Linked DNA regions of Homo sapiens: region 1 is linked to region 2. Evidence: chromatin loops called from intact Hi-C (ENCODE). Cell type or tissue: HepG2. All regions are shown on one strand. Links, peaks and the distances in the headings refer to the core of each region. The heading gives the core; the rest is flanking DNA. Region 1 overlaps CHST8 (carbohydrate sulfotransferase 8). Region 2 overlaps PEPD (peptidase D).

Region 1 (15,566 bases), core at 5,180-13,179, 270 kb after region 2:
GATTCTTACAAATAAACGATGTCTAGTTTGAGACAATGTGCCAGCACTCACTGGGGCAGACACAGAAGTAGCAACAATACTGATACTAGCTAATGCTCTCAGGCCCTCGAGATGAGCCAGGCACAATCACAAGCACTTTTCATATATTTAATACTCATTTACTACTTTTAAAATTTCAATAGTTTTGGGGGTATAGGTGGTTTTTGGTTACGTGGGTAAGTTCTTTAGTGGTAAATTAGGAGATTTTAGGGCACCCATTCGTCACCCAAGCAGTGTACACCATACCCAATATGTAATCTTTTGTCCCTCACCCCCCATCCCAGCCTTGTCCCCTGAGTCCCATAGTCTATTGTATCACTTTATGCCTTTAGGTCCCCACAGCTTAGCTCCCACTTATAAGTGAGAACATGCGGTATTTGGTTTTCCATTCCTGAGTTACTTCACTTAGAATAATGCCCTCCCCATCTATCCAACTTGCTACAAAAGACATTATTTTGTTCCTTTTTATGGCTGAGTAGTATTCCATGGTGTATATATACCACATTTTCTTTTTCTTTCTTTCTTTCTTTCTTTTTTTTTTTTTTTTTTTTTGAGACAGAGTTTTGCTTTTGTCTCCCAGGCTGGAGTACGGTGGTGTAATCTCAGCTCACTGCAACCTCCACCTCCTGGGTTGGAGCGATTCTCCTGCCTTAGCTTCCTTAGTAGCTGGGATTACAGGTGCCCACCACCACACCTGGCTAATTTGTGTATTTTTGGTAGAGACAGTGTTTCACCATGTTGGCCAGGCTGGTCTCAGATTCCTAACCTCAGGTGATCCCCCCACCTCAGCCTCCCAAAGTGCTGGGATTGCAGGCGTGAGCCACCGCACCCGGTCACCACATTTTCTTTATCTGCTCATTGGTTGATGGGCACTTAGGTTGGTTCCGTATCTTTGCAGTTGTGAATTGTGCTGCAATAAGTATGCATGAGCATGTGTCTTTTTCATATGATGAGTTTTCCTCTGAGTAGATACCCAGGAGTGGGATTCCTGGATTGAATGGTAGTTCTACTTTTGGTTTTTTAAGGCAGGGGTCTCCAACCCCTGCGTTAGGACCCAGGCCGCACAGTAAGAGGTGAGTGGTGCGCGAGCTATCAAAGCTGAGCTCGGCCTACTGTCAGATCGGTGGCCACATTAGAGTCCAGAAGAGCTCGAACCCTCTTGTGAACTGCATATACAAGGGATCTAGGTTGTGCGCTCCTTATGAGAATCTAATACCTGATGATCTGTCACTGGATATATTACATGTAATAATATATCCATGTATATACATTATATATTACAATGTAATAGTAATAGAAATAAAGTGCACAATAAATGTAACGTGCTTGAACCACCTCGAAACCACCACCTCCCCACCCCCATCTCCCTTCCCCAGACCGTGGAAAAATTGTCTTCCACGAAACTGGTTCCTGGTGCCAAAAATGTTGGGGACCGCTGCTTTAAGGAATCTCCACACTGTTTCCCATAGTGGTTGTACTAATTTACATTCCCACCAGCAGTGAAAAGCGTTCCCTTTTCACCACATCCATGCCAACATTATTGTTTTTTAAGTTTTTTTTTTTTTTTGAGACGGAGTTTTGCTCTCGTTGCCCAGGCTAGAGTCCAATGGTACAATCTTGGCTCACCACAACCTCTGCCTCCCGGGTTCAAGCGATTCTCCTGCCTCAGCCTCCCAAGTAGCTGGGATTACATGTTCTAATGCCACCATGCCTGGCTAAATTTTTTGTATTTTTAGTAGAGATGGGGTTTCATTATTTTGGCCAGGCTGGTCTCAAACTCCTGACCTTGTGATCCACCTGCCTCAGCCTCCCAAAGTGCTGGGATTACAGGCGGGAACCACCTTGCCCAGCCTGTGAGCCTTTTGAGAAATGTCTATTCATGTCCTGTGCCCACTTTTTGATGGGATTATTTGTTTTTCTCTTCATTTAATGCTTTATTTTTATTTATTTATTTTTTGAGATAGAGTCTCACTCTGTCACCCAGGCTACAGTGCAGTGGTGTGATCTCAGGTCACTGCAGCCTTGACTTCCTGGGCTCCAGTGATCCTCCCATCTCAGCCTCCTGAGTAGCTGGGACCACAGGCACCCCCCTCTTCACACCCGTCTAACTTTTGTATTTTTGGTAGAGACGGGGTTTCGCCATGTTGCCCAGGCTGGTCTCGAACTCCTGGCCTCAAGTGATCCACCTGCCTCGTGCTCCCAAAGTGCTGAGATTATAGTCTGAGCCACTGTGCCCGGCCTCATGTAATACTTTAAAACCCCTATGAGTGAATTATTATTACACCATTTGAAAAATGAGACTATTGAGGTAAGAGAGGCTAAGAACCGTACCCAAGGCCACGCAGCTTCTGGGCTTCAGAGCTAGGATGTGGCCTGGGCGGCTGCCTGTGGTTCACTGTACCACACTGTCTGCCCAGCACTTGGGGTACCCAGTATTGTTGTGTTCCGGACCTGGAGCAGAGCCTGGGCAGAGAGAACAGTGTGGATAAAGGATTGGAGTCCTGAGAGAATGCGGCACGTGGAGAACTTTAAGTGATTTAGGGGCTGCAGCATGACCTGTGGATCTAGACTCCTGGCTGAAGACACAGCCGGCCCTGGGCCCAGCAGGCCCTTGCAGTGTGGTAGAGGATCCAGCCTTGGCCTCTGGCAACAAGGAGCTCTGGGGACCCCGGAGTAGGGAGTGGTGCATCAGAAAGCTCATTCTGGGCTGGGCGCAGTGGCTCATGCCTGTAATTCCAACACTTTGGGAGGCTGAGGCGGTGGATCACCTGAGGTCAGGAGTTAGAGACCAGCCTGGGCAACATGGCAAAACCCCGCCTCTACTAAAAATACAAAAATAAGCCGGGCGTGATGGCATGGGCCTGTAGTCCCAGCTACTTGGGAGACTGAGGCAGGAGAATTGCTTGAACTCAGAAGGCAGAGGTTGTAGTTCTTTTAAAAGAACTACAATCCTTTATCCAGTGAGCTGAGATCGCGCCAACTACAATCCTTTATCCAGTGAGCTGAGATCACGGCAACTACAATCCTTTATCCAGTGAGCTGAGATCGTGCCACTGCACTTCAGCCTGGGCGACAAAGCGAGACTCCATCTCAAAAAGAAAAAAAAAAAAAAGAAAGAAAGAAAGAAAGAAAGAAAGCTCATTCTGGTGGCTGCCTGTTGTGTGGCCGTGGGCAGAGAGCAGACAGGGAGAGGCAACAAATGCAAGGAGATTGGGGGCAGCCAAGGATATCGCATGCAGTGTTGGAGACCTTTCAAATGAGAGGACAAGGAGGTGAGGAGGGCGGGGAGGGCAGTGGTCTTGGTTCAGGGGGACTTGGGTTTCTGGCTCTAGAGGAGGGAGGTTGGGGGTGCCATTCACTGGGGCAGATGTGCCAGATGGGGAGAGGTCGGGGCAATGGGGCAAGAGATCACAGGTTCCATTTGGGGCTTATGGTGTCTGAGATGCTTGGCAGGGTGTGTGGAGTCTCCCTGTAGCTCCTCCACCGAGGGGTGTCCAGCCCCACAGAATGAAGGACCAGGCAAGACAGGCAGGAAGCCCCCACCATGCCCTCGCCCCTCTGCACCTGCGTTTCCACTCACAGGTCGACACACTCACTCCTTTACCCTCATACACCCCAGGCCTGGACGCTGGCACCATGCAGGGTGGGGAGGGCTATGGGAGAGCCTTGCCCTGGGAGAGGGGCTGGCAGCTCTGGACTTACATCTACTCCACATTTCCAGGCCAGGAAACCAGTATCCTGGAAGCTGTCCCTGCTCCCCGTTGGGCTGGATGCCAGCATGGAGATTCATGCTTTTCAGCCCAAACCTCACATTGTCCTGGGATGGGACCTCCATGCCTGGGTCCCTGGGCTTGCCAGCCACAGGGAGAGATCTGTACATGCCCATCTGTGTGAAGGCCCTGCAAGCCCAGCCGCTTAGCTGTACCGAGGCAGGGGAGGGGTGCACAGGGAGATGGAGACACGGGAGGAGGAAGCTCGGGCTCTGCTCTCGGGAGCTCACAATCTGTGGGGGTCAAGGAAGGAGGTTATCCAGGCCCTTCCTTACAGGGTTCCCAATCTGGGGGCAGTGGAGGGGAGACCTGGCCCTGGCTCAGCGGCGCCTGGGGGACACTTAAGGCAGGTTGTAAACCTTTCTTGAGAGGTGAGTGCTGAAGGAGCCAGGAGGACTTCCTGGAAGAGGGGAACTGTGGGCTGCTTGTTTGTCCTCTCTAGTGAACAGGAGGTGCTGACCTCCAATGGAAGCAGTGAAGCGGGCTTGGGTGAGATTCCAGTGGAGCCAGGGGTCTCCCTCCGCAGCACGTGCTGCTATGCGTCATGCCTAATATCTCACAGCTAGAAATGAATAGAGCCAGAAGTCCAATGCCCGCGGGTCTGCCTGATGCCGGGGCTCTTGTTTTGATGTCCTGGAGGCAGCGCTGTGTTGATTGGAGAAAGTGTGGCCTTCACTCTGCGTCCCAGGGTTACCAGGGACACACTGCCCTGCCTGTGCCTGTTCGGAGGACCAAACTGCAATGTCAGAAGGTCTGTCCAGCTCCTACAGTGACTGTCATGTTCTGAGTGTGTCCCCCTGGAGCTCTGAGACAAATGCCAGGACAAATGTCGTGGGTGGGCCAGGACCACAGGAGCGCCTGCTAAGAAGCTCTCAACAGCTCACCCAAAGGAGGGTGATAGAGGCAACAGAAGTGCAGCGGCCACCCCTACCTGCTCTCTCTGAGCAGCTGGGCCAGGTTGGCTGCAGGGGAAATATGTCTACTGGCCCTCTCAGAGAGAGTCCGGTCCTCGCGCAGCTGGGCGTCTAAGCCCAGACTCCTTCCTGGGCTGGTACCTGCCCCTCCAGTTTCCATGGAGCCGGCTGCTTTCCCCGGGCAGGTGGGTTTTATTGGAACCCTCTTGCGTCTGTTTCCTGAAACCATTTTCTAACGGCATTGCGGAACATCATATATATTTCCTACAAACCTTGGGAGGCTGACACATCCTTGTTGTGACTGTGAACATCAGAAGTGACATGTAATTGCAGTGATCCATCCTGTTAAGTAGCTGGCAATACATTATCTCAAAATCAGCAGGGCTGGAACTCTCAGAACCCAGTGTTTCTAAACAATGCACCTGCAGCTTCAAACTCTCTTCCTGAACAGCGCCCAAGGCTGGCAAGGGCCACCTCGCCCTCCCATGCCTCACTTTTCCTGGGCCACAGCAGAGACAATTTCACTCCAGGGAAAGCCACCTACTGGGTTTTCAGTACTCCTGGAGTGCCTTCTCCTTGTCACCTAATGCACCAGGCTCTCCGCTCAGGGCTGTGGGTGGGGTCCTTGTCACAGTGTTTCTTCCAAGCGTGGCTCTGGAAGTCCTGCCCTCCTTTTTTCTCATAAACTCCAGAATGTCTTCGTGGGGGTTCCTCCTAGGCCAGGCCAGCCATCATTATGCACAATTGGAGGTGGGGAGGGGCAGAGAGGGTGGCCAGAGCCCAGGGGCACAGAAAGCCAAGCCCCAGTTGCTACTTTGCACCCAGCAGGGACACACCCACACTGTGCTTTATGCTAATTCTGGGGTATGGTTCACATAGATTGCAGTGTGAAGGGTGTCCCCTGGAGTTGTGCAAAGACCAGTACTGATGGAGGGATGGACATGGAGTGCTCCTTGCGTGGTGATTGCCCAAGTGCCAGAAATAGGCAGGGTCGGAACATGGAACCTTCAGGTCTGGATACCCCGAGCCTAGTGGGTTTGATGCGTCTGGGCGGTGCTAGCTTTGGGACCATCATTGAATTCTGCTGTTTGAGGGTGGGGGTCATGAAGGACCTTCACTGCCACACTCCCTGGGAGGCCCTGATTTGGAGGGGGAGCCCACTGTGGACCCTGTCTCTGCAGTGAAAGTTTCTCAGTTCAAGCCTCTCTCACCTGAGCCCAGGCCGTTCCCCTTAGCAGTGCCATCCTGTGTCTTCCCAGTCTTCTACGTGGCCACGATTTCCTGGGTTCCTCCACCCCCTGCAATTGGAGTGAATATTCGCCTCTTCCTGCAGAAGACACCCTGGGGGTCTCTAGCCAGAGCCTCACTTTCCTTTGGTACATTAAAATATGCTAAATGAAAAATAATGAGCATGTAGGAAGTAATAACAGGAATCACCTAATTAAATTAGGAAACAGACATCACATCGCTGTAATCTGAAAATTGATATTAATAGAAACGGTCCCAGAATTGTTATGCTAAAAGTTCCTAGGGGCGGGGAAATTAAAAAGGAGAGCAGAATAGAAAATTGGGACAATCATGTCCAATAAGAGTGAGACTTATGTTTTAAAAGGAACTACAGTAACATGCTAAAAATAGAAGAGGAGATCTAATGAAGTCATGGACAAAAGTGGCTTTGAAAACCGCAGAGCTCCAACGCACGTGTATGATGGTAATTTATAAAATGAGACAATGTAATCAAGCTTCAATGTGCATGAAATGTAGTCAGGGTTATTGTTTATTGGGTGCCTGGCACGTGGTACTCATTCTATTTTCCCTCGCCCTCCTCGGCAGGCGTCTTTATCCTCAACTGAAACTTAGGGAGATTCATTCATTTACCCAAAGTCCTGAAGCCTGCGTGGCTCAGCCAGGATTTGACCCCAGATCTGCCTGATTCCAAAGCCTGTGCTCCCCCTTCTCTGTCCTTCTTTCCTTTTGCTATTAGTTAATGTCATGGTCTATATGTTTGTTTGTTTGTTTGTTTTTGTTTTTTGAGATGGAATCTCGCTGTGTCACCCAGGCTGGATCTCAGCTCACTGCAACTTCCGCCTCCCAAGTTCAAGCGATTCTCCTGTCTCAGCCTCCCGAGTAGGTGGGATTACAGGCATGCACCACCACTCCCAGTTTATTTTGTATTTTTAGTAAAGACGGAGTTTCACCATGTTGGCCAGGCTGGTCTCAAACTCCTGACCTCGGTGATCCACCACAGGAATCCACCTGCCTTGGCATCCCAAAGTGCTGGGATTATAGGCGTGAGCCACCACACCCGGCCTATGTTTTGTTTTAAGGTAAGGGGTCTTGCTCTGTCACCCAGGCTGCAGTGCAGTGGCATGATCATAGCTCTCTGCCACCTCAAACTCCTCGATATTTCTTTTCTTTTCTGATGTTATTCTACCATTTTTCTCAAAGGACATTTCTTGCCAACACCCAGCAGATTGTGGCAACTGTCAGCTCCCCAAACCGAAGCCCCAAGGCTCTTCCATTGGTTGAATTAATAAAACCTACAACAAAGACACCTTCTGAAATTTCAGTCCAACTGGAAAACTGGGTCTCCCATTATGTGGGGGCCTGGGCAGGGTCCAGGAGGGGCAGGCGGTTCCGATGCTTGTCCTGCGTCCCCAGGTAGCCCCAGTGTTGGGTTGCGTCTCCACAGTGGCCAATTGTTCCCCAGAGGACCCCCGAGGGGGATGAATCTGGCTCTGTTCACCTGCCGTGTGAGTCACAGCCCAGAGGGCCCAGAGCAGGTCTCAGGTGTGGAGTGACCCCGTTCCCACTCTGCCTGGCCCAGAATGCATTGGAGGGACCGGGGGAGGAGGAAGCGGAGGTCACAATCTGTGCATGAGATGCCTCAGGATTACCTCGGGTCTGGAGTGCTGGGACTGCTCCGAGGGCCAGGCATTGAGCCCAAGGAGGACTGAAGGCTGGGGGCTGGGGAGGGATGCCACATGGCTGGACTTCTTTTCCCTCCTCCTGTGCCTACACCTCCCCCACCTCTGTTCCCATTCACTGCCTGAGCATCTTCAGTGAGAGTCACCTGGCATCAGAGCCAAGCCTCCCGCACAGCCCAGGGCAGCTGCCGTGGAGAGGTGGAGGGCAGGGGAGACTCCACTCCCCAAGTGGCACCAGGCTCCAAAGAGGCCCGAGGTAGGGGGCCCTTTGCCCGGCTCTGTCCCCTTCCCCCAGCCTCACTTGGCCTGGAGTCTCAGGGCCAAGGGGGAGGGCCTGGAGACATCCAGTGGGTTGAAACGGGGCACACCCACTGCCAGCATGAAGAAGGGCCCGGTGGGGTCCCACCGTGTGCCAACCCTCCTGATGTCCTCGAGCCCCTGTTCCTAACACAGGCAGCAGGGAAGTGGTGAGGAGTCCACCCACGCTCCAAGGACAGGGCTGTTGCTACGATTGCTGTCCTTCTCCATGGCCACTGCGTAGGTCTTGGTTTTTTAAAACTCTGAAAAAGTTACGGTGGTAGTTATGACAACAGAAGCCTGGAGGTCCAGTTCTGGAGGCCAAATGCGTGGGTCGGTAGGGGCGGGCGCGGGCCCACACACCCTGGGGCTAGACGCACCTTCTGCTGGGCTCCAACTGCCTGCCGGTGGGGTTATCCCGCTCTTGCATTGAGGTTGACACCATTTGTGGTGCCTTTAGGGTCACTGCAGATCCCCCTCTCCTTCTCACAATATTTGCAGAAGTTGGGAGCCTCTGGGCGGATCTCATTTAAGCCAAAAAAGCTTCACCATTATATGCCTGCTGATGTTTTCATTATGAAGCTTATTTTCCAGGATTTGTGGCTCTGCAGTTTTGACTTGAATCATAGTGGAAGTCAGTGGAAGATTCGCTCATTTTGAAATTTTATTTTATGTGGGGAAAATAGCTGAGCTTAAATCGGTTCAGTTGTGCCCTCTGACAGCTGCCACTGGGGAGTCCCTGCACAGCGCAGGCTCCTAGTGGGGGGTGGAGGAGCTCCTGGGGGCTTCTCATGTTCGCGTCTGGGGTCCCAGAGGGAAGTCGGGGGCTGCCTGTCATCTTGCCCTCAGGCCTGGATGAGGCATTTTTCAGCCCTCCCCAAAAGGCCTGAAGACTTCTGAGAGGGTGGGCTGGCCCCATCCTAGCTCCCCACCAAGCTCTGTGCCTGGTCTTGGTTTTCCACCAGGGCGGGACTGCAGGGATGATGATCCGTGAGCCCCTCACTACATCTGGTTGTGTCCAAAGGTGCTTCACCATGGGAAGGCTGCTCCTGGCATTCCTCAAGTCCTGGATGGAGTCCCAAGACCCCATCCCACCTCCTCCAAAGGCTACAGCCATTTATGAGTGCATTTGACCTTTGCCCTCAGGGTCTGGGTCTGCATTGGAGGGAGGGGAATGAGGAGATGTCCATGGGAACTGTGCAGGGTCACTGGGATCCATCAGACAGTAGGCCTGACAGAGCCACAGGGAGCGGGAGACCACAGGATGGGGGAAAGGGGATGGGGTGAGGGGGAAGTGGACAGACAGGCCCCAGGGCCAGGGGCCACCGATGCTCCACTCCAGCCCAGAGCTCTGTGCAGGAGTGTAAGTCCAGGGTGGCCAGGTCATCCTTTTTGTTTTTGTTTTGTTTTTTATAAAAGCTAAGAATCTGGCCAGGTGCAGTGGCTCACACCTGTAATCCCAGCACTTTGGGAGGCCGAAGCAGGCGGATCACTTGAGGTCAGGAGTTCGAGACTAGCCTGGCCAACGTGGTGAAACCCCATCTCTACTAAAATTACAAAATTTAGCCGGAGTTGGTGGCAGGCACCTATAATCCCAGGTATTTAGGAGGCCGAGGCAGGAGAATAGCTTGAACCCAGGAGGTGGAAGTTGCAGTGAGCTGAAATCACGCACTACATTCCAGCTTGGGCGACAGAGTGAGATGCTGTCTTAAAAAAAAAAAAAAAAAGCTAAGAATCGGTAACATACATTTATGTGGATTCTCCTGATTTTAAAGGGGCAGCTCTAATTTGGAATGTGTTTTTTAACGTTAGATAATAGGTGATGTTTGGCACCTACTGTTGGTTGGATGGGCTGGGAGGACTAGATCTTTCCAATACCCTAAACCCCCGTAGGGCTGAGACCTGCCCCCTAGGCCCTATTTGGCTCCATGCCTGCTCTCCCTATACCCCCTGGGAGGACACAGAGGAGGTGGGTCTCCTGGTGGGAAGGGGATGCTAAGAATTACTTCCAGCCCCATAGGACCCCCATGAAGCCAGACCCCAAGCGGTCCATGAGCAGAGCATCTCCTGGGCTCCGCTGACCAACAGTGGCTGCACAGAGCCCCTCAGTGGCATTGTTTGGTTCAGCAGCCGGGAGCCCTGCCAGATACCTGTTCACTGTTCAGGTCAGGCAGGGGACCTGAGGGGTCGGGGAGGTGACTGGTCAGCAGAGATACAGGGAAGGCAAGGGCCAGAGAGTGGGGTTCTGGGGAGCGCACCTAATTAAAACCTCCTTCATTTACGCACAGTTACTCACATGCAAATATTTGCACCCACTGACAAGCTTCTGTTGCTGTAGCAAAGGAAGAATCAATTCAAGCAAAGCTTTCCTGCGAGTGGGCACTCTCTCCAGTATCTACCTGGAGATGCGGGTGTGGGTGCCCGTGGGTGTAAATGGAGGAGGATTTCTGACTTGGCAGCCTGCTTCCCACAGTGATGGGGTGTGGCAGGCATGGCCACCCTGGCTCCCTTTCTGCCCCCCTAGGGCACCATGGCAGCCACACTCAGCAAGGGTCCCTTTGGAGAGGGGCCTGGCCTGGCCCAGCAAGGGACTCTGCAGATTCGCCTTCCCTGCTGCCTCTGTGTCACAGCGATGTCCCCAGTACTAGGAGAGGGACCCAAGAGTCCTGAGAGCATTCAAGGAGGTGGCATCCAGGGGTGTGGTATGGGCAATGATGATGGTGTGAGCACTCAGTGCCTACTGTGTACCAGGCACTGTGTTTTACATGCTTTACCAATATCCTCATGCCAGAGCCTCGCTGTACCCGTCTCTATTTTATAGATGAAAAAACTGAAGCACAGAGAGGCAAAGTCACTTGCCCAAGGTCACACAGCCAGGAAGTATCAGTGCTTGAACTAAAACCCGGTTCCTCAGATCCCAAAAGTCTGAAGTCTTCTTGGTGACCGGACAACCACTCAGGGCTGGGAGCAAGCACCACACTATGAGATGCATGGCATTGGAGGGCCAGCCTGGGTTAGAGGTTGGGGAGCTGCACGGCACTGCCCTTCAGACTGTCAGGGCGTGCTTCATTCCTGCTCACAGCAGACATGTTCTGGTTCTTGTGCACACGTGTGTGTGTCCTGATGAAGAGTCAGGTGCCCATGTGTGTGCATGTGTGTGTGCATCTGGCCCTCACCCATAATCCTAGCTGTGTACAAGTATGTGTGCTCACCTCAGTATTACTATACACCCATGGGTGGACAGATGCCTTACGGTTCATGTGGAAAGCACTTCACCCTGAAGTCTGGGCTGGCTGCTGTGAGCGTACCCTGACAATGTCACCTGCCAGGTCATGGGGCAGGCAGGGGCAAATGACTTGGGCCCCACAGAGTGAGTTGTCTGTCGGTTGTCAGCCACAGGATTGGGTGACAAATTGCCATTCCAGCAGGCACTCAGCAAAGCCAATTATTGTAACCCCTTGCCCACGACCCGCACAGACCAAATAATGAAATTACATTCATAATATTTCAGGTCAAGTGATCGCTGCTTGAATTAGTTCCTTCCCAGAACCCAGCCAGAAGTAGCGGCAGTAATTAAAGGATTTTCTGGGCTTAAATCAACTGTGCGCGTCAAGCGTGTACAACACACAGAGCTTGCAAAATGTGTGCAGGCCTCGTCCCTTCACTGGGGAGTGAAAAGGACAGGCCATGATTGTGGGAGGACCACAGGCCGGGAGGAGGTGTGTTATTCCTGCCAGGGAAATTTTCCACTTTCACTCACTTATTTTAGAGACGTTTACTGAAAGATCCCTGCTCCAATGGGGCCTCACAGTGAGTAAGGTGATGGGGACTTTCTGGGGTCCACCCTGACTCCTCCCAAGCAGGTATTTTAGCAGTGTTGCAGGGGTAGGGTGCTGTGTTTCCCAGACTAAAGTGCAGGTCAGAGTTCACTGCAGCTTTAAACTCCTGGGCTCAAGCGATCCTCCCACCTCAGCCTCCCCAGTAGCTGGGACCACAGGCACATGCCACTGTGCCCGGCTAACTTTCCAATTTTTCTGTAGAGACAGGGTCTTGCTGTGTTGCCCAGGCTAGTCTTGAACTCCTTGCCTCAAGTGATTCTCCTGCCTTGGCCTGCCAAAGTGCTGGGATTACACGCATGAGCCACCTAGCCTGACCTAATTTTAGGATAATTCCATTGCCCCCGCCACTAAATCTTTTGTGCCCACTTCAATCACTCCCCATTTTCACCCTCAGCCCCAGGCAACTACAAATCTCCTTTTTATCACTATAGCGCTACCCTTTCTAAACATTTCATATCAATGTAATCATACACTGTGTGGTCTATCATATCTGGTTTCTTTCACTCTGCATGATGGTTTTGAGAGTCATATTTTTTGATATTTACTCATATCAGTTTGTTTCTTTTTATTGTCAAATAATATTATTCTATTACATGGAATTGCGGTTGATCTGTTCACCAGCTGCTGGATACGGGATTGTTGATACTTTTGGCCATTAGGACTAATGCTGCTATGAACATTCATGTGAAAGTTTTTATGCAAACCTATGTTTTCATTTTTCTTGGGTAAATATTTAGGAGTAGAATGGCTAGGTTGTAATAGTAAATTTACGTTAAATTTAAGGGATACTGACAAACTGTTGGCTAAAATTGCTGTACCATTTTACATTCTCACCAGCAGGGTATGAAGGTTCCAATTGCTCCACATTCTCATCAAGACTTGTTATTATCTGTCTTTTTAATTATAGCTATTCTAGTGGGTGTGAAGTGGTGTCTCATTGTGGTTTTAATTTGCATCTCTCTAATGAGTACTATTAAGCATATTTTCATGTGCTTATTAGCCATTTGGATATATTCTTTAGTGAAATATCTATTCAAGGCTTGGCCCATTTTAAAAATTGGTTTATTTATCTTTTTATTGTGTTGTAATTATTTTCTAGATATAAGTATTATTTGACTTGCAAATAACTTATCCCATCTGTGGCTTGTCTTTTCATTTTCTTAATAGTGTCTTCTGGAGTGGAAAAGTTTCTAAATTTGAAAAAGTGCAATTCAACATGTTTTTCGTTGATGGATTATGCTTTTTGTGTTGCGTCTAAGAAATTTTTTCCTAATCTTAGCCATAAAGATTTTCTCTTATGTTTTCTTCTAAGTTTTTAAGTTTTGGCTGTTACATCTGTGTCTGCGGTCCATTTTGAGCCACGTTTTGTGTATTGTGTGAGGTCTGACTTCTTCTCTTTGCATGTGAATATCCAGTTATCCCAGTTCCCAGCACGTGCTGAAGACTATCTGTTCCCTATCGAATTGCCTTCGCACCTTGGTCAAAAATAAATTGACCATAAATTTAAGAGTTTATTTCTGGAATCTCAATTTATTTCATTGATCTGTATGTCTATTCTTTTGCCAATAGTGCAGTGTCTTGATTAGTATAGATTTATAAAAAGTTGTGAAATCAGGAAGTGTAAATCCTTCAGCTTTGTTCTTTTTCAAAACCATTTTGGGTATTCTGAGTCTTTTGCATTTCCATGTAAATTTTAGGATCAGCTCATCAATTTCTGCCAAAAAGAACAACACCTGCTGTGACTTGATAGGAATGGCATTGACTGTAATAATAAACTTGAGAGAATTGTCTTCTTAACAATATTGAATCTTACAATCCATGAACGTGGAATGTCTCTCCACTTGTTTAAATCATCTTTAATTCTTCTTACCATTATATTGTAGCTTTCAGTATACAAGTCTTATCTTTCTTTAGTTAAATTTATTCCTAAGTATTTTACTCTTTTTGATGCTACAGTGAATGGAATTGTTTTTCTAATTTAATTTTGGGATCATTCATTGCTAATATATAGAAATACAATTGATTTTTGTATATTTATCTTGGAACCTGTAATTTGTTAGTTAATTCTAATTGTTTATGTAAATTCCCTAAGATTTTCTACATACAGAATTATGCTCTCTGCAAATAATGAGATGTTTACATCGTCATTTCCAGCTCGAATGCCTTTTATTTCTTTTTCCTGCCTGATTCAACTGACTAGAACCTCTAGTATGGTAGGAAATTGAAGTGGTGAGAGTAGACATTCATGCTTTATTCCGGATCTTAGGGGAAAAACATTCCATCTTTCACCAATAAGTATAATGGTTGCTCTAGGATTTTTGCAAATGACTTTTATGACCTTCAGGAAATTGTCTTCTATTACTAGTTTATTAGAAAAAAAAATTTAACCATGAATAGGTGTTGGATTTTGTCAAATACTTGTTCTACATCTATTGAGATGTTTATGTTGTTTCATCCTTTATTCTGTCAAAACGGTGTATTATATTGATACATTAGCCTCACATTCTTGTGATAAATCTCACTTGGTCATGGTGTATAATCCTTTTTATATGTTACTGAATTAAGTTTGCTCAAATTTTGTTGTGGATTTTTTTTTTTTGAGGGATAGTTGTAGTTTTCTTGTGATGTCTTTATCTGGCTTTGCTATCAGATTAATACAGGATTTAAAATGAATTGGGAAGTATTTTTACCTCCTCCTACCCTATTTCTCTGGAATAGTTTAGGGAGGATTGGCATTATTTCTTTTTAAATGTTTATTAGAATTTATCAGTGAAGATATCTGAGACTAGACTTTTCTTTGTGAGACATTACTTTTTTTAAAGATGGAGTTTTGCTATTGTTGCCCAGGCTGGCCTCTAACTCCTAGGCTCAAGAGAACCTCCTGCCTCAGCCTCCTAAGTAGCTGGGACTACAGGTTCATGCCACTACACCTGGCTCCAGACTTTAAAATTTTAAATTTCTAGCTCAATGTCTTCACCATAGTTCTATTCAGGTTTTCTATTTCTTCTTGAGTCAGCTCTAGTAATTTATGTCTTTCTAGGGCTTTGTTCATGTCTTTCTAGGGCTTTGTTCATTTCATTCAAGTTGTCTCATTTGTTTAGCATAACAGTGTTCATAGTATTCTCTTATAATCACTAGTGATGTCCTCATTTTCATTCATGATGTTAGTAGTTTGTATTGTCTCTCTGTTTTCTTTCAAAGTCTAGCTAAAGGTTTGTCAATTTTGTTGATCTTTTCAAAGAACCAACTTTTAGTTTCATTGTTTTTGTCTGTTGTTTTCCTGCTTTGTATTTTATTATTTCCTTGCTTTAGTTTGCTTCAGGTTTAGTTTGTCCTTTTTTCCTCTCTTTTGTTTGCTTTATTTGTTACTTCCTCTCTTTTGTTTGCTTCAGATCTAGTTTGTTCTTCTTTTTTCATTTCTTAAGGTGGAAGATTAGGCTATTGATTTGAGATTCTTCTTTTCTAATATAGACATTACTGCTATAAATTTTCCTCTAAGCACTGTGTTAGCTTTAGTCAACTTTAATTGTCTGATTTCCAGATCTTCTTATTAAATTTCTGTCTGATCTGCTGATCTATTGGTTCTACCAATTTTATCACAACCTTGGGCTAGCTAAGATTTTTGAATTATTTTCAGCAACACTCTTGGGCATGGAATTTTCCAATCAATCAATGTTCATGCCTGATTCCCCTTGGTAGAATGTAAGCCCCCAGGGAACTGGGCAAGGTGATGAAAGCAGCCCCAGGCTACAATGCCATAACCTCACACTGTTCAGTAGA
Region 2 (15,566 bases), core at 4,366-12,365:
AGGTGATGATCATCTATATCAGCCTACATACTTACCTACTTATCATCCATCCATCCATCCATCCATCCATCCATCTATCCAACCATCTCTAGCCTCCCATTAGGCTTGAGCTTTATCTTTTTGTTCACTGTAGTATCCCTCAAGAGACCAGAACAGTGCTTGGCACATCAGAAGTCTTTGGTATACCTCTGTTGAGTGACTGAATAAGTGAATGGCTGTATGAGCAGCACCACAGCCTCTAATTTACTTAACCAACTTCCTGCTGTTAGAGATGGAGGCTTCTTCTGCCTCTCTGTATGATGGCCACGCATGGCCTTGTGCCTCTTCACTGTCCTCGGGCTAAATTCCTAGAAGGGAGATTATTGACCAAATGCACATTTCCAATTCTCAGGGCATGTTCTGCAAAAAGGACCCCTGAACACTCATAAGGATTTTGGGGTCCTGAGCAGCACACTGCAAGGCTCGTCTGCCCACAGGAATGGGAACCTGGTGGGTAAAACACAAAAGTATTTCACTGTTTCACTGATGAACTGACAAATTTTAATATGCTTATATGTCTACTTCCTCACATTTCTTCCTTTCTGAATGGCTTGTTCCTTTTTTAAAAACTGCGAATGTTCATCATTTTCTTATTGATCCTTAAGGGATTTATACAGGAAGAACACAGGCAGTGGATCTGACTATCATTTATGTAACAAGTTTCCCCTTTGCTCCTTAATTTTCTTTATGGCATTTCTGGACAGATAATTTACATTTTTATTGGCTAGATCTGTTACATTTTTTTCTTTATGGCTTCTTCCTTTAAGAAGTCGTTCCCTACCCCTATGATTATATAAACTCTATCATCTTTTGTGGGCTTCCTGTTTGCACATTTACTTAATCAATGAACCTAGAATTTATTGTGATGTAGGTCATGAGGCAGAATGCCATTTGATTATTTTCTTTGCTTTCACTAACTGCCCCTTGTGCGCTGGCTTGGAGCACCATCTTGTTGAAAGATAAATCCTTTACATAATAAGGGTGGTTGGGGGCTGCGCCTGTCACCTGCTCCTGTGCTGGGACTTCCCACTGCCCTCACTGGGGCTTTCAGGGCAAGTCCACCCCCTCCCCAAGCAGCTGGCCCTGTAGTGACCCCCTCCAGTAAGTACCTTCTCTACTGATTCCCAGGAAGAAGGACAGGACACCAGAGGCAGAACTTGACTGGTGCCTGGGAGGCTGACAACACAGAACCGAAAGAAATTCAAAGCTCGCAGTACCCGCCTTGAGGGAAATTCGCAATCTGTGACTCTAGACCTGTGTTTGGCACCTTGAGCCAGCGAGGGAGCTCCGGCTTTGGAAGGCCTGGGAAGAGCTGTGTAAACACAAGCACCATTGGCCAACTGTTCTCTGACTTATTCTGGGATCCACACCTGTTCGCGTCTGACCCAATCTCACTAATCCATGCTGACTGTAGAGATGACACCTTTCTTGGCCCTAGAACAAAAACTCCCCCTTTTAAAAAGGACCAGAAGGCCAGTGTGGTGGTGCATGTGTGATGGTGTACTCAGGAGGATGAGGCGGGAGGATCGCTGGAGTCCAGGAGTTTAAGCCCAGCCTGGACAATCTAGTGAGACCCGGTATTCGTCCATTTTCAAGCTGCTGATGAAGACATACCCGAGACTGAGTAATTATAAAGGAAAAGAGGTTTAATGGACTCACAGTTCCATGTGGCTTGGGAGGCCTCACAATCATGGTGGAAGACAAGAAGGAGCAAGTCACATCTTACATGGTGGCAGGGAAGAGAGAAAATGCGAACCAGTGGAAGGGGTTTCCCCTTATAAAACCATCAGATCTCATAAGACTTATTTACTACCATGAGAACAGTATGGGGGAAAGCACCCCCATGATTCAATATCCACACAGCCAAACCATATCAGACCCCAGCTCTTTAAAAAAACAAAAAAACAAACAACAACAACAATAAAAACCAGGTTACCCTCAGATACATCCAGAGAGGCTCAAACCACATGACCAGGAAACAAAAAGAATTGCCAGAGGCCAGGTGCAGTGGCTCACACCTGTAATCCCAGCACTTTGGGAGGCCGAGGCGGGTGGATCACTTGAGGTCAGGAGTTCAAGGCCAGCATGACCAACATAGTGAAACCCTGTCTCTACTCAAAATATAAAAATTAGCCAGTCGTGGTGGCACACATCTGTAATGCGCCACTGCACTCCAGCCTGGGCGACAGAGTGAGATTCAGTCTCAAAACAAACAAACAAACAAACAAACAAAAAGGCTTGCCAGAGTGGCAGATGATCCTAGTTCAACACAACCCAGAGGCCACATTGTCCCTCTAAGGAACGCTGGCACCCTGTCTCCATCCTCCCCAGGAAGGTGTGGGGGAAGCAAGCCAGGTATGCAGGGAGCTTTCTGGAGGGGCGAGCAGGGGCAAGGGGAGGGAAGGGGCTGCTTTTAAGTTCACATTTCCCAAAGCACAATACGAGTCCACGGGATGACATTATGTAGTACCCCACTAGCATATTTCCTTCATGCACTAGGTATTTATCTTGAAGCGCTAATGTCTGTTAATGGCAAATTAGATTGGGTTTCATTCATGACGAGGATAAAAAGCATCTTAAAACATATATTTAAAGGAAAAAAAATGAGTCAATTGAAAGAAAACGATTAAGCAGATAATAGTAGAGGTGAGACAAGAACTTGACCAAAACTGCCAGGGTGTCTCATGGAATGACTAACTCTGGGAGATCCCGCCTTAAGGCTTCTTTGAGGAAAAGCCTGGTTTTTCGTTCTTGGGCAAGGCCTTTGGTTCAGAAGCTCCCCAAGTCCCCAGATGGCAGCCTCAAACTCCTGGGCTCAAGCAATCCTCCTGCCTCAGCCTCCTGAGTAGCTAGGACTACTGGTGTGCACAACCACACCTGGCTAATTTATTTTATTTTATTTTATATTTGTAGAGACAGCATCTTGCTATGTTGCCCAGGCTGCTCTCGAACTCCTGGCCTCAAGTGATCCTCCCACCTCGGCCTCCCAAAATGCTGGGATTACAGGTGTGAGCCACTGTGCCAGGCCCAGGTTCAATATTTAGGGAACACATGTTTGGCAGAGGATCTCAGGTCTCATGTCACTGCACTCCAGCCTGGGCAACAGTGGGAGTCACCCAGATCCCACCTTGTAGAGTGAGGACAGAATCCCCAAGTCACCCCTTCTAGAAAAAGCAAGTGCTTTGCTTTGGATTCCCTCTAGGGCATTTTTCTGTTTTGTCTTGAAAGAGTCCAGCACTACTTTATTTCTAAACATCAAATTGCTTTTTCAGCCTTACAATCTGAAAATACTTCACAAATGTGTCGTTTCAGATCTAACTTTCTCTGGAAAGTGCTGTTTCCTATCAATGTCTTTCTAAAGCACTGTCGCACCTGGGCCCAGCTCTGGGCAGCCCCTGCAACTCACTCAGTTCATCCTGAGGGTCTAGTACCCAGTTCCCTCCCTATCGTCCTCTGCTGAGGGCTCTGGAGAAGAGAGGAGAAGCAGTCTGTCCACATGGACTCACAGCCACTCTCGGTACTGTGAGCACAGGACACTGGATACAGGGACCTGGTCACCCGGGAGGCAGCGCCAAGCCAGTGGTCACTGCGCAGCAGGTGGCCTTGGCTACCCCATTAGGCTGGAGGGAACCAGGAGGAGCTGGGTCACTGAGGAAACAGGAGGAGCTGGGTCACTGCAGCCCCAGATCCCCAGCACCTGCAGGAAGCGAGGACCACAGATGCCTGTGAAAGACGTCTCCTCTCTGAGAAGGTTCTTCCAAGCATCCAGGAACCACAAGGCCCAGGACGCAGCGAAATGTGCCATGGAGGGAGGCCCAGACACCATCTGTCAGGGCCAGCCTGGACAGGCCCTAGGTGGGCAGGGCCCCTCCACCGCGTGCGGCTGTGTTTTATGGCAGCGAACCGGCTGTTAGGCGTGAACTGCCGACAACCCCTCTTCTAATGAGCCTTTCCATCCTCACTCACGACTCCAAACGTTATTTTAGTCACACTTGGCTGAAGGAACAACAGGAACGCTATTTATCACTTTGAAAGTCTTTATCTACTTAAGATGATGAATGGGGGTGGCAGTCACGCCGCCCCTACAGAGAGCAGCCTTGAGAAGAGGAGTGCCTTGGCCAGGGATGCACTCCAAGCATGGAGCTGGGGAGGCGGAGGCTGTCGTGGCTCATGGCATCTCTAGCATGTTCTGCACCTGTGCCCCATCGGGGACCTCTCAGTGCGGATGCCACCATCCAGGTCCTCAGCACCCTCTCGTGCCACAGAGCACAGAGGTAGGAGATGGGGGAAGTGGGACAGCCCCAGGAGCCCCCCATCGGTCCCCACCTGCAGCAGGATGTCCACTTTGGCTCCACAGAGGATGGGAGGGGCGATTTAAGAACCAACTCACATGTCCTAAACCTTTGCTGCTGACATCCCAGAGACACAGGGCAAGTTCCAAAAAATCCTCCAATCGGAGGATGCCAGGAATAACTCTTGCAAATTCAACTTTGGGGTAGCTTAAACCTATTTATCAATAGCTAATTAATAAAGTCTAAGTCTTTGGATGACAGGATGATTAAACTGGTTTTTAAATAATCCATTTTTAATTAAAATGCTACCCTCTTTTGGCTTCTGGATATATTCAAAAGGAAGCCTTAACAGATCTTGTTTTTAAATATACATTATACGAAGCCAATAATTAGAAGAATTTGTGCTTTTAATTATATCTTAATTATTCTTTGCCTATCGATGCAAAGTTAAATATCCTTTCTTTATGACACCAACACTACTCCCCAAAGCCAGTAGATTGCTAGCAGGAATTGTGTGTGTGAAGCCTGCTCCCGGAGATCCGTGCAGCAGTGACGGTGCCTGTAGGCAACCCATACCCCCGTCCTGGCAGGCGGCAATCTGATCATGGCAAAGCACTGGCTCTGGGCAGCACTCTCCTGGCCCCCACCTTGTAAGAGACACGCTTGAAGACAGAAGTGGTCGTTATGTGATGAGGGTCTGGGCCCCCCTCCTGCATAGCCAGGAGCCAGGAAGTTCCTTGACTTTACTCGCCAGCCTGCACACACTCTGAAGCATCTCGCCAGCGCCACCCACTGAAATTTAGAAAATTCGCACAGTGCCAAGGAGGGCTTGGAGGATGCAGAAGAGGGAGTCACGCCCGTGGATGCCGGGTTTCCTGATGTGCTTTGCTGGGTCCCCGCAGGGAGCCCAGGCATCACACACCTGTCCAGCATACCCCGAGCTCCCTCTTCCAGGACCCACAGCAACACCTATCCCAAGCCCACCCACTTCTAGCACCTTCTATCGGACACCTTCCACACTGACCCTCAACCACCTGCCAGTCTTTAACAGGTCCCCTCCTGGCCCACCTTCCCACCAGGAGGTCATGGCTAGAGGGGTCTCAGTGGACTCCTGGCAGCTGCTGCCCTTCAGGAGCTGGGAGGATGTCCACGCTCCACCTCCTGCTCACCGCCAGTTACCATCCAAAACCACCGTGGGCCAGGCTGACGCCCCTCTCCAGAAATCTCCCTGGGTTCCCCAAGGGGCTTCTCCCACCTCTCACCACCAAAAGCCCTCTGTAGGCAAGTCCCTCCCCACACTTCTACACTGCAGAACTTTCAGCCTGGCACCCTCCCGTTCCCTCCCAGTCTTGAAGGGCACTCCTAGAGGCAGGCCCATGTCACCCATACCCAAGGCTGGCCACAGTGATGAGCACACAGTAGGTCCTCAGTAAACATGTGAAGAAAGGGTAACGGATGGCAGGAACAGCAGGCCTGAACATGCCCAACAATCCAAAGAACATTCACACATACATGCACATATGCATATACGCACACATCCACAGGCAGCCGAAACCCTGTCTGCCCAGGCAGCCCCGAGTGGAGATCTAGCCCTGTGTTCACTCTGCTTCCTCTTTCTGGGCACATATCTTAGCCTCCCTGCAGCTAGGCTGGGACCATAGGACTGACTCTCATCCCAAGAGGAATATGAAATGACATGTGCTGCTTCCAGGCCATGGCTTTTAAGAGTGGGTGTGAATTCTTCATGTTCTCTCTCTTCCTTCTCAGAGGGGGCAGAGTTGGGCAGTGGAAGCAGCCCTGCATCCCTGCTGGAGGAGAGCCACTGGGCCAGCCACAGATGGCAGCATGAGCAAGAAATGAGCCTTTACCGTGCTAAGCCACCGAGATCTGGGTTTCTGTTGTTACCACCCCAAAGGCTACCCTATACTGACTAATACACCTGGGAATTTAGAATACAGCAAAAATGGAATTTTACAATGGGGGGCAAAGACATTACTCCAAAGACAACAGGTCACTTAGTAATTACGCGGGGGCAGAAAAGCCAGAATCCTTGTTTATATATTATTCTTAAATGCAGTTTAGCTCAATTAACGTATTAAATATAAAAGACGAAACCATGTGGATACACAGATATCTATTAAACTATACACAGCAGTGTTTGAAATATTTCATAATTATGCAAAAACTGTTATTTAAAAGAAAGTCATCAGACTATAAAGATAGAAAAAACATGCTGATAACTGGATTATATTGAGGTAGTAGAAAAAGCAATTTCGCAAAGGCATAAACTATACAGGAAAGGACCAACATGACAACTGATATTTACAATTTCTGTACATCAAATTGGGAAAAATATTTCCAACACACAGAACAATAGTACAAAGAGCCCAATTACAGAGCAATAAGTCACCCACAAATGTCCCGATTGCAAATGGGCAAAGGACTGAAAACCCACAAAGATAAATGCCCAAGAAATACTTACAAGAGAAGTTTAAGCTCGTCAGTAATCAAATCAGCAAAAATAAAGACGGGGTATTACTTTTCCCTAATCAGAATGATAAAGGTGAATAATGGAAATAACACAATTAATCTTGAGGCCTGGGTGGGCACACCGGCACTCATGGTTTGGGAGGAGGGGTGTCCTGCACGCTGGCTGAGAACATGGCTTCTGGAGAGAGGCCACCTGGCTCCTCTAAGACCCATCTGTCTACTGTGGGGTCTCTATAATGCAGAGAGGATGCCACACTCCTCTCCGCTCCCCCTCACGGGATTAAATGAGAACATCCCCGGGAAGGACATGGTATCTGCTCACCAGACACTAACCCAGCCCCAGCCGTGAAGGGAGAACAACTTTTCTAGATGGCACTGGGCTTTGGGCATCAACATTTTTCCAGCAATTCCATTTGCAGGAGTTTACCCCAAGGACACGGTCAGTTTGACACCCGAGAGACGGCGAGGTAGGGTTGACGGTCGAAGTGTCGTTCACACTGGGAACCACCTGGCTTCCGGGGGCAGTCTGGGTAAGTGGATTATGATGCAGCCCCAGTGTGCCCCAGTTCACTGCCAGGAAGAGACTTCTGCTGCAAAAACTCTGCCCAGTGTGAGCCCAGCAGATCAAAGCCCGTCTGTCTGTGCCCCAGAGAGACCGGAAGCCTGTTTGCTACAGCAATAAGGTTTTGTGTGCCTCTGCATCAAAGGGTTTTTTTCCTATCTTGTTTATAATGTTCTGTACTGACTGGATTTCCTACTGGCATATGTATCTTTTTATCAGAGTAAAGCTATTTTCATTTTGAAAACACTTTTGGGAAGAAATAAAAGCTACCTGTCAAAGACCTGCTCCCCTCGCCCCAGCCTCGCCCCACTGGCCCCAGGGGGCTTCTTGTCCTGATGTGTTCTGCCCAGTGGACACAGCGCACACTCCCCAAGCACAGCTGCCACCGAGGACGACACTGGGAAGCTGCCACCAGAGGTCGCAAGTGCACGCCGTCTGCCACGCACACAGAGCTCCTTGAAAAACCTTCAGCCTGGCTGAAGGAACCACAGTGTATCTCTGTTTTGATACCATTGTTGTGGACAAAGTAAAAAATAAGCAATCCAGCCAGGTGCTGTGGCTCAGCACTTTGGGAGGCTGAGGCAGGAGGACTGCTTGAGCCCAGGAGGTCGAGGCAGTGAGCTATGATCGCACCACTGCACCCCAGCCTGGGCAACAGAGCAAGATCCTATGAAGGAAGGGAGGAAGGGAGAGAGGAACAGAGAAAGGGAGAGAGGAAGGAAGGAAAGAAGGAAGGAAGGAAGGAAGGGAGGGAGGGAGGGAGGGAGAGAGGGAGGGAGGGAAGGAGGGCAATTCAAGCCCAATTCCTTCCCGAAGGAAGGAAGAGAGGGACGAAAAGAAAGAAAAGCAATTCAAGCCCAATTCCTCCCTGACTCTATCAGGAAACTCTACCATGGGTTGAAATCACCCAAAATCTGAATGTCCAGGTCCCCGCCGGAGGCCAGGGCTGGGGGCCCATCTTCATCATCCCAAAACTCATGTGGGAAATTTCCCCAAGAGGAGACAGAAAACAAAGCAAAGATTTCCTCTCTTCATTCCGCCCAAGACAAAGCATCTGAAATTCCACTCTCGATGTTTCCTTCATTATCTCCCACTTTCTACCTCTCCTTTTTGCCACAGGGGGAAAAATTCTTCCTGGGAAGGACATCCTCGGAGACACTCCCCTCCCAATTAACACCCATCTGGCAGCACCTCTGCCTGAAGATGGGTAGCAAATGCTAGTGGAGGGACCACTCTTTCCTGCTTCCTGGCCTCATGATCAAAATGGGAAGATTAGGCAGGTCGTGGTGGCTCAAGCCTGTAATCCCAGCACTTTAGGAGGCTGAGGCAGGTGGATCACCTGAGGTCAGGAGTTCAAGACCAGCCTGGCCAGTATGGCAAAACCCTGTCTCTACTAAAAATACAAAAATTAGGCAGGTGTGGTGGCAAATGCCTGTAATTCCAGCTTCTCGGGAGGCTGAGGCAGGAGAATCGCTTGAACCTGGGAGGCGGAGGCTGCAGTGAGCTGAGATGGCGACACTGCACTCCAGCCTGGGTAACAGAGCAAGACACCACCTCAAAAAAAAAAAAAAAAAAGGGAAGATTAAACCCAGAGTGACCATTACGAGTCTAAGAGTCATAGGCTGAAGCTAAGAAGTCTTCCCAGGTAAGGGCCACTCTGGGAAGAAAGTGCAGCCCTATCCCTTCCTCCACCCAGAGCTCCTGAGCTGCTCCACTGCACCGGCAGGTTTGGAAGCAAGCTCTGTCGGCAAGGCTCTCTGGTATGCAGCCTGGAGAATCCAAGCCCCTAGAAGGCCTGCCAAGTCCTGCTTCAGGAGCCCACTTAGCCTTCTTCTCTGGAATCAGATTCTTTGGCAAAACCTCTGTCTGCACACGGAGGTATCCCTTTTGCACAGGGAGCTAGAGAAGTCAGAGACTGGTTGGAAAACAGCCTTGCTTGTCTCCTCTGGCTAAACACTCCCCACACGGGGCACCCCACCCTGGGGACCACCCACCCAAGCAAAAGGAGCCCACCCCACCCCAGGGGAACACCGACAGCTCAGGTTTCCACTGCAGACAGGATGGGGCAGAACCCGCAGCTCTGAAGAGCCGATTGAAAAAGCAAATTTCCCTCTGGTGCTCTCACTGGAAAAAAACATGATAGCTCTCTCCCCTGGGAGCAGGAGGAAGCCTCTTTGTCCAGGAGGACTGTGCTGTTCCTTGGAAACGAGCCTGCTGCCATGAACAGATCCAGCAGGTATGGGCAAATCACCTAGAATGCATAAAACATTACGTTCGCCAAATCCCCCTGGACAGAAATCTCGGATTCAGCAAACAGCTCAGATCTGAATGGATTTCCACTCACAGCTTTGAAATCCCCCAATTAAAGGCACAAGCGCATGGCAAAGTTGGAAGCTTTGGCGCTTCCGGGCTCCCAGTACCCACAGCCTGGATGGAGATGGTGGCAGTGACATGGCCTGGGTCACATGCACACGCCTTCCAGAGGCACCTCGGCCTCCTCGGCTATAGCAGCTAGCGGGTGTGGCTGGCCTGGAGCGACAGGCTCCCTCACTGCCATGCTGCCTGCAGCTGGGTTCCCTTGAGTGAAAACACTTTAAGGGAATTGTTTCTATCCCTCCATTCCTGAACAAGCCAGTGGTCCCCAGGGCCCCAGGAGCTACACACCCATTTGCATGTTGTCCCTAATCAACTGCAATCCATGTCAATCAGGGCCTTACTGGTCTCGGGCACAGAACATGCTGGGTGATGCCTCAAAGTGCCAGCCTCCCCAGCAACTTCACTAAGGAAGAGGTTTCTTTATAAAATGTCTGCAGTCTGATGGCTGGCTCTCCTCTCTTTCAGTGTGAGCTGCTGTTTTCTCCTTAAACTGCAGAGCCAGAGCTCTCTTCTCCCTGCCAAGGGGGCACGCCCACTCCACAAACACACAAGGTACACCAAAGCCCTTGAGACACTCTTGGAATAATGATGCCCACTCTGTACCTCCAGGGGACTTAACTAATTTATAAGGCAATTTTAATAATAACCATATATTAATTTTACATCCCCTTTTTTACCTATTTCAGTGGCTATGAACTGTTAGGAATTAGGTAATATATTACAATGGGCTCCTGGGGTCTTTTTATTAACTAATGCCCCATATTTAAAAACCTTCTTGTCAAATGAGAAACATTAAGAAGCGCTGTCCCTTTTATAATTGCTTCTAATAGACTCGATATTCAGGTCCTGGCCTGAACAGAGAGCCCAGGCGATACTTCCTTAAATTGCATTTAACTTTTCATTTTCTTTCTGTCATCGGCCAACCGAATAATTCTGCAAGTGCACAAATGGTCATTTTACCGTGTCGGTCTGTAGCTCTGGAGATGTCTGTAAATCTGCAAGTTAGGAGGACCACTCAGGTCAAGAGATGCACAGCGTTTCTGCCCGGAGTCTGGCCGCAGGAGCAATGCTTGGCCATTTTGGTGTGTGTGTGCAAGCCTATTTATCAAAATATATGCCAGTAAACCACACCCATCTTAAATACCCAGATTGATGACATCTCACAAACGTGCCCCGTGGGTGAAGACCCCAGGACATTTCTTGTCTCCTAGAGGGTTCGCTCACCACCCCTTCTCTTCCCCTCTCCTCCTCTGTCACCAGTTTTGCTTGCTGGGAACTTTATGTCAGTGGGATGGTACGTGCCTTTCTGAGCCTGGCTTCTTTTGCTAGACATCACTTTCAGCGCTGTTCGTGTCCCTGACTGTGGCAACAATCTGCTCGTTTTCACTGCCCGACAGTTCTCCCTGTATGGACACCCACAGTTTACCCACCCGCCATACACAGGCTTGGCATCTCCCCAGCTCTAGACTCCTCCCCCACCTCATGTGTCTCCGGTGCACATGGGGCAGGCAAAGGGGGAGTGTGGGGCGCCAGGCATGGAATGCTTGGTTTTGTGTGGACGCTGCCAGCTGTGTAACGGCGATGGTTCTAGCATCTCTGTTTTCTGCTTTTTTATCCCCCCTGGCAGAGAAGAAACTTTGAAGCTCATCACTTTGTGGGCCTAGGCTGGAGGCATCGGGGCACCTCAGTAGGCCCAGGGGCTACTGGGCATTCCTCCACTGCACCATCCCTGGCAGGGCAGGCGGGAATGGGGTTCTCCTAATGTCAGGATTCCCCGCAGGACGAGGGCGCATCTGGCCTCCCTTGGTCTCGGGGGTGAACTTCACAGAAATGGAAAGTTTATCGTGAATGAGGAAAGGGCAGTAAAACCCAACCCCATTTACTGGGTGGGGAGAAAGCTGCCACCCAGGGTGTCCAAATCAGCTGGGAAAGGTCACGCCCTTTGGGTGGTCACTGGGCCTTGGGAACGGGGCCAGAACCCAGCCAGGTGGAGCAGCAGAAGCCTGGCACATCACACATACGGTCCAGCCCTCCTCGGTCCCTGACCCTCCCTGTTCTGGGAGTGAAGGACTGAGACAGGGCACTCAGGTGTTAAGGTTGGGGGGTGGTGGGGTGGAGGGGGCAGGTACAAACCCCTGAGGACGGCCTGGAGGGAAGGCAGCTGGGTAGACAGCAGCCTCCATGCCCAGGGACTCGGGAAAGATCAAAGTGTGAGCCGGAATGCGATGCCAGAGGAAGACGAGGGATGGAAGAGGCAGAGAACCTTGGGCGCTGGGGAGGCCAAATGAGGTGGCTGAGACGGTAGCTCCCTCATCCATCCGGCATCTCCAGGCAGAGGAGAGCAAAGGCCTGGCCACCCGCGGCTGCCCGAAAGCCACCAGGATGGGATCCTTTGTTTTCATTTCCAAACCCAAAGGCCCCTCGGCTGGGCCGGCGTCTGATCCCGACTCAAAGCCACAGGGAGCCTCAGCTGGGACGCAACCTGAGGGCTTGGAAAATGGAGGACCCAGAGCCAGTTTTAGCAGTTGATGAATAATAAATGTAATTAACATGATGGAAAACAGAAGCTGGAGGCCCGGCTGAGGCCCCAGAGAGTGACTCATCAGCTGCCTCCCTGTCACTTCCGGCTGCCCGGGCCCCTCGGCAGGGACAGGTGCCAGGAGGTGAGGGGCGCCGAGCCCAGACGAAGGACAACTGGGGCAGGTCTGGCTGGGGACAACAGCCCCTCCAGAACCAACCCCCCTCGTTCGGTCCCAGCAGGGCCTGCCCTGGTGCTGGGGTCCCTGGGCCCTGCAGCACGCCTCTCTGGCCTCAGGTGCTGCGCTTGTAAAGTGGGAGTGACAGCCACGCTTTGGCTGTTGTCCTCTGGGCACTGTGTGAGAATCTGCTGATGCTCGTATGGCCGTTAGTTCTCAATCACGACAGGACTGGGTGTCAGAACCTCCCAGGGCCATGGGCAGAGGCCGTGCAGCCCAACCCACGCTCCCATGGCGTCCCTGGATTGGTCACTGGGATGCTCAGGTGAGTCTGAGGCCAGGGGGTGCCCTCCAGGCTCTCAGCAGGTCCTCGGCCTTCCCAGGGCTGTAAACACTGGTGGAAGGTGGGGGCATGGGAGAGGCATACTGGCCTCCAAGAAGCGGTGAGCAGGGAAGGGTGTGGGCAGCTGCTGGAGGAGAATATGGGTCTGAGGTTAGCGCAGCCCAGGGCTCCCTCTGACATCTCTGCCCCCATCTTGGTTTCAGGGCACTGCTTTTGGCCTAGAAGAGCAGAGGAGAAAGAAGCAGAGGAGTGGGAGGAGGAGAGCGGGGAGAAAAGAAGGGAGAAGGGAGGAGAAGGAAGATGGAGGAAGAGGAAGGAGAGGGAGAAAGAGGAGGAAGAGGAGAAGGAAGAGGAAAGAGAAGAGGGAGAGGGAGAGGGAGAGGAGGGAGAGAAGGAGAGGCGAGCAGGAAGAAGAGGAGGAGTGAGAAGAGAAAGAAGCATGGGAGGAAGAGAAGGAATGAGGGTACTCACCAGGCAGCCTTCCCAGCAGGCCCCATGCCCTGCCTAAGAGGCAGGCGGGAGCCGTCCTCAGCATCTCCCAATGGCCGAGTACAGGGGTGCTTCTGCCTCATCATGATGGGCCTGGTCTGAGGGCTCCAGTCCTGCCTGGGCTGCAAGGCTGCATGGCTGCATGGGCTATGAGCCAAGTTCCTGCCTGGCAGGCCGCACTCGAGAGACCCACCCCACTCCCCTGCAGGGGCAGAGGGGCTGGGAGAAGAAGATGTTTAGGTCCTGCCAGGAAGGTCCTCTCACCACAAATTCCACCTTTATGGGAAAATCAATGTTATTACCTCCTCCATCTTCCCACACTTGCTGCTGGTCTAAAGCAATCACCTCATGGGCACTGAGCCAGAACTGAGCCAGCGCTCTGGGGTCACTGGCCTGCCCACCCCTGCCTTCCGGGAGGGCCAGGAAGGGAATTGGTTGGAGAGAGTCAGCATGCCTAGCTCTCTGGGTGCGAAGAGAGGCCCCTGGGGCCGGTTCATTGGGTCCGAGCACCAGCCATGTGATGCCTCGCTCACAGCACTAGCAAGGCAGGCCCCTAGTCCACAGGGAGGAGGGAGATCTTGCTTAACTACAAGAGCGTTAAAGTCCGATGAGGCAGAAGCCACAGGGTTTGATGGAAGACTTCCTGGAGGAGGAGGAAAGAAAAAGTGGGAAATCCAGAGAAGCTGGCACGGAAGAGGAGCAGCAACCAGGCAGAGCAGCCAGTGCTCCAGGGGCCACGGGAGAAGCAAAACAAGTGGGGGTCTCTGAGAACACGGCCCAGGAGCCTAAAGAAGAGACACACCACCCCCAACCACCGGGCTCCGGCCCTCGGAAAAGCTGTGTTGCCTGGCTCTGCACACTACTCTGAATGTTAGTGTCTCAAAACAGTCAACTTTTTCCTTTCAAGAGTCTTCTAAACGATAGTTTAACTACCTCCATCAATTGGCTGGCAATTCCACGAACAAATGGTTCTCTGCTTGTCTCGAAGTTCAACTACTTTTATTTGTCCCCAAGTATTTGGCAGGAACCAGTTGCATCAATAAAGAAATGCCAATTTTCAACAGCCACACGAGATGCAGGGGTTCAGATGGATTTTGTGTCGGCAGACAGGGCGCCTGGAGGAGCTGTTATTAACAGCCAGAGGAGACACGGGGGCAGGCCTGGGAGACAGCACTCCAGAATCAGACTAGATTAAGAAGATACTGTAGGCACCAAGCCTCTAAGCATCATAAATAATGCTAAAATTTTAGACTGTGGTTGAACTCTCTGCTGTCACAATCGTTTAGATCATGATGCGTTTGATGTTTTATAGCAAGATGACAAATATCTTTCTCAACTGCTAAGTGCAGAGAGCCCGTTGGAATAAATCCAACCAAACTGCCCACCACAGGTAAGTAGGTGGTGTCATTAGGAGGAGACTTGGGGGGGCGGTGGTGTCAGAAATGCCTCAGGCAGTGATTTCCAAAGGCACGCCCCGACCGTGCAGTTCAGGCCATTTTTCTCAACCCTCGCCAGTTTCTGGCACATAATCTCATTGTTGGAAGAGGCAGGGTCCAAACTCTGAATAACACATGGAGTCTGACACCCTGGCTCTCCCCTCAGCAACAATGAAGTCACAGCAGAGCCAGAGAAAGGGACAGAAAAAACAATGCAGGAAGGACAATGTGGTGAAATGTCTAACCGTGAAACAGGAGCCGGTGCATGAGAGCCACGGGCAATTCTCCTGGGCTCCTGGAAGTAGCCCTCCAATCACACCAGCTGGCTCCCTGCCCAGACACAGGCTGCAGGGATGTCCAGGAACCCAGCTGGGATCTCAGAGGGCAGACCCAGGGTGCTGGGTTTCTAGCATGGACCCTCAGCTGGGCACAGAGAGAAGAGAGCCACCTGCTTGCTGGGCCCAGAACGACTCCCCACAGTTCTCCCAGGGTACAGGCTGTGCCCACTCTGCAGGGAAAACAATGCCCATCTTACAATCCTGCCCTGCAGGGGGCCCCAGACCAACACAGCTGGCTATCTCTTCTCTGAGCCAGACCAGGGTGACTCTTGTGGTTGCCAGAAAATGCCAACTGCGGGACATCAAGAGAAGAGGCAGGTCCAAGGGTCTCTCTCCCCTGCCCTTTGCCTTATGAGGTCTGATGCCAAGACCTACGTCAGGGCACTCTATGCCCCCAGTCTTGCCAACGGTGAGTGTTTCCACTACCCAGGACTGGAGTGGCCCTGAGGTGATGGGGGGCGGGCAGGGTTCTGCTGGAAGCCGACAGCCCAACCCTGGCAGGGGC

The links. A loop is a pair of places that touch in the nucleus more often than their neighbours do. Peaks named below come from ENCODE experiments on the same cell type or tissue, not always from the same donor. Only the 100,000 strongest peaks of a DNase experiment are listed, where the experiment ranks them.
Region 1: it touches region 2 in a loop (17-fold over the local background); 3 of 110 quality-filtered maps call a loop at or near these places.

What each region holds. Positions count from the first base shown.
Region 1 is chr19:33,695,252-33,710,817 of GRCh38, forward strand. All of the region lies in intron 3 of CHST8 (carbohydrate sulfotransferase 8), which reads left to right. Among named protein-coding and RNA genes, the nearest start is that of CHST8, 81 kb to the left of the region's middle. RefSeq lists an enhancer at 7,281-7,854. In HepG2, for the core only: a CTCF peak has its summit at 10,044; no DNase peak of the experiment used is centred there; H3K27me3 peaks cover 2,466 bases.
Region 2 is chr19:33,423,053-33,438,618 of GRCh38, forward strand. All of the region lies in intron 9 of PEPD (peptidase D), which reads right to left. Among named protein-coding and RNA genes, the nearest start is that of CEBPG, 57 kb to the left of the region's middle. In HepG2, for the core only: a CTCF peak has its summit at 7,799 (motif pointing right); no DNase peak of the experiment used is centred there.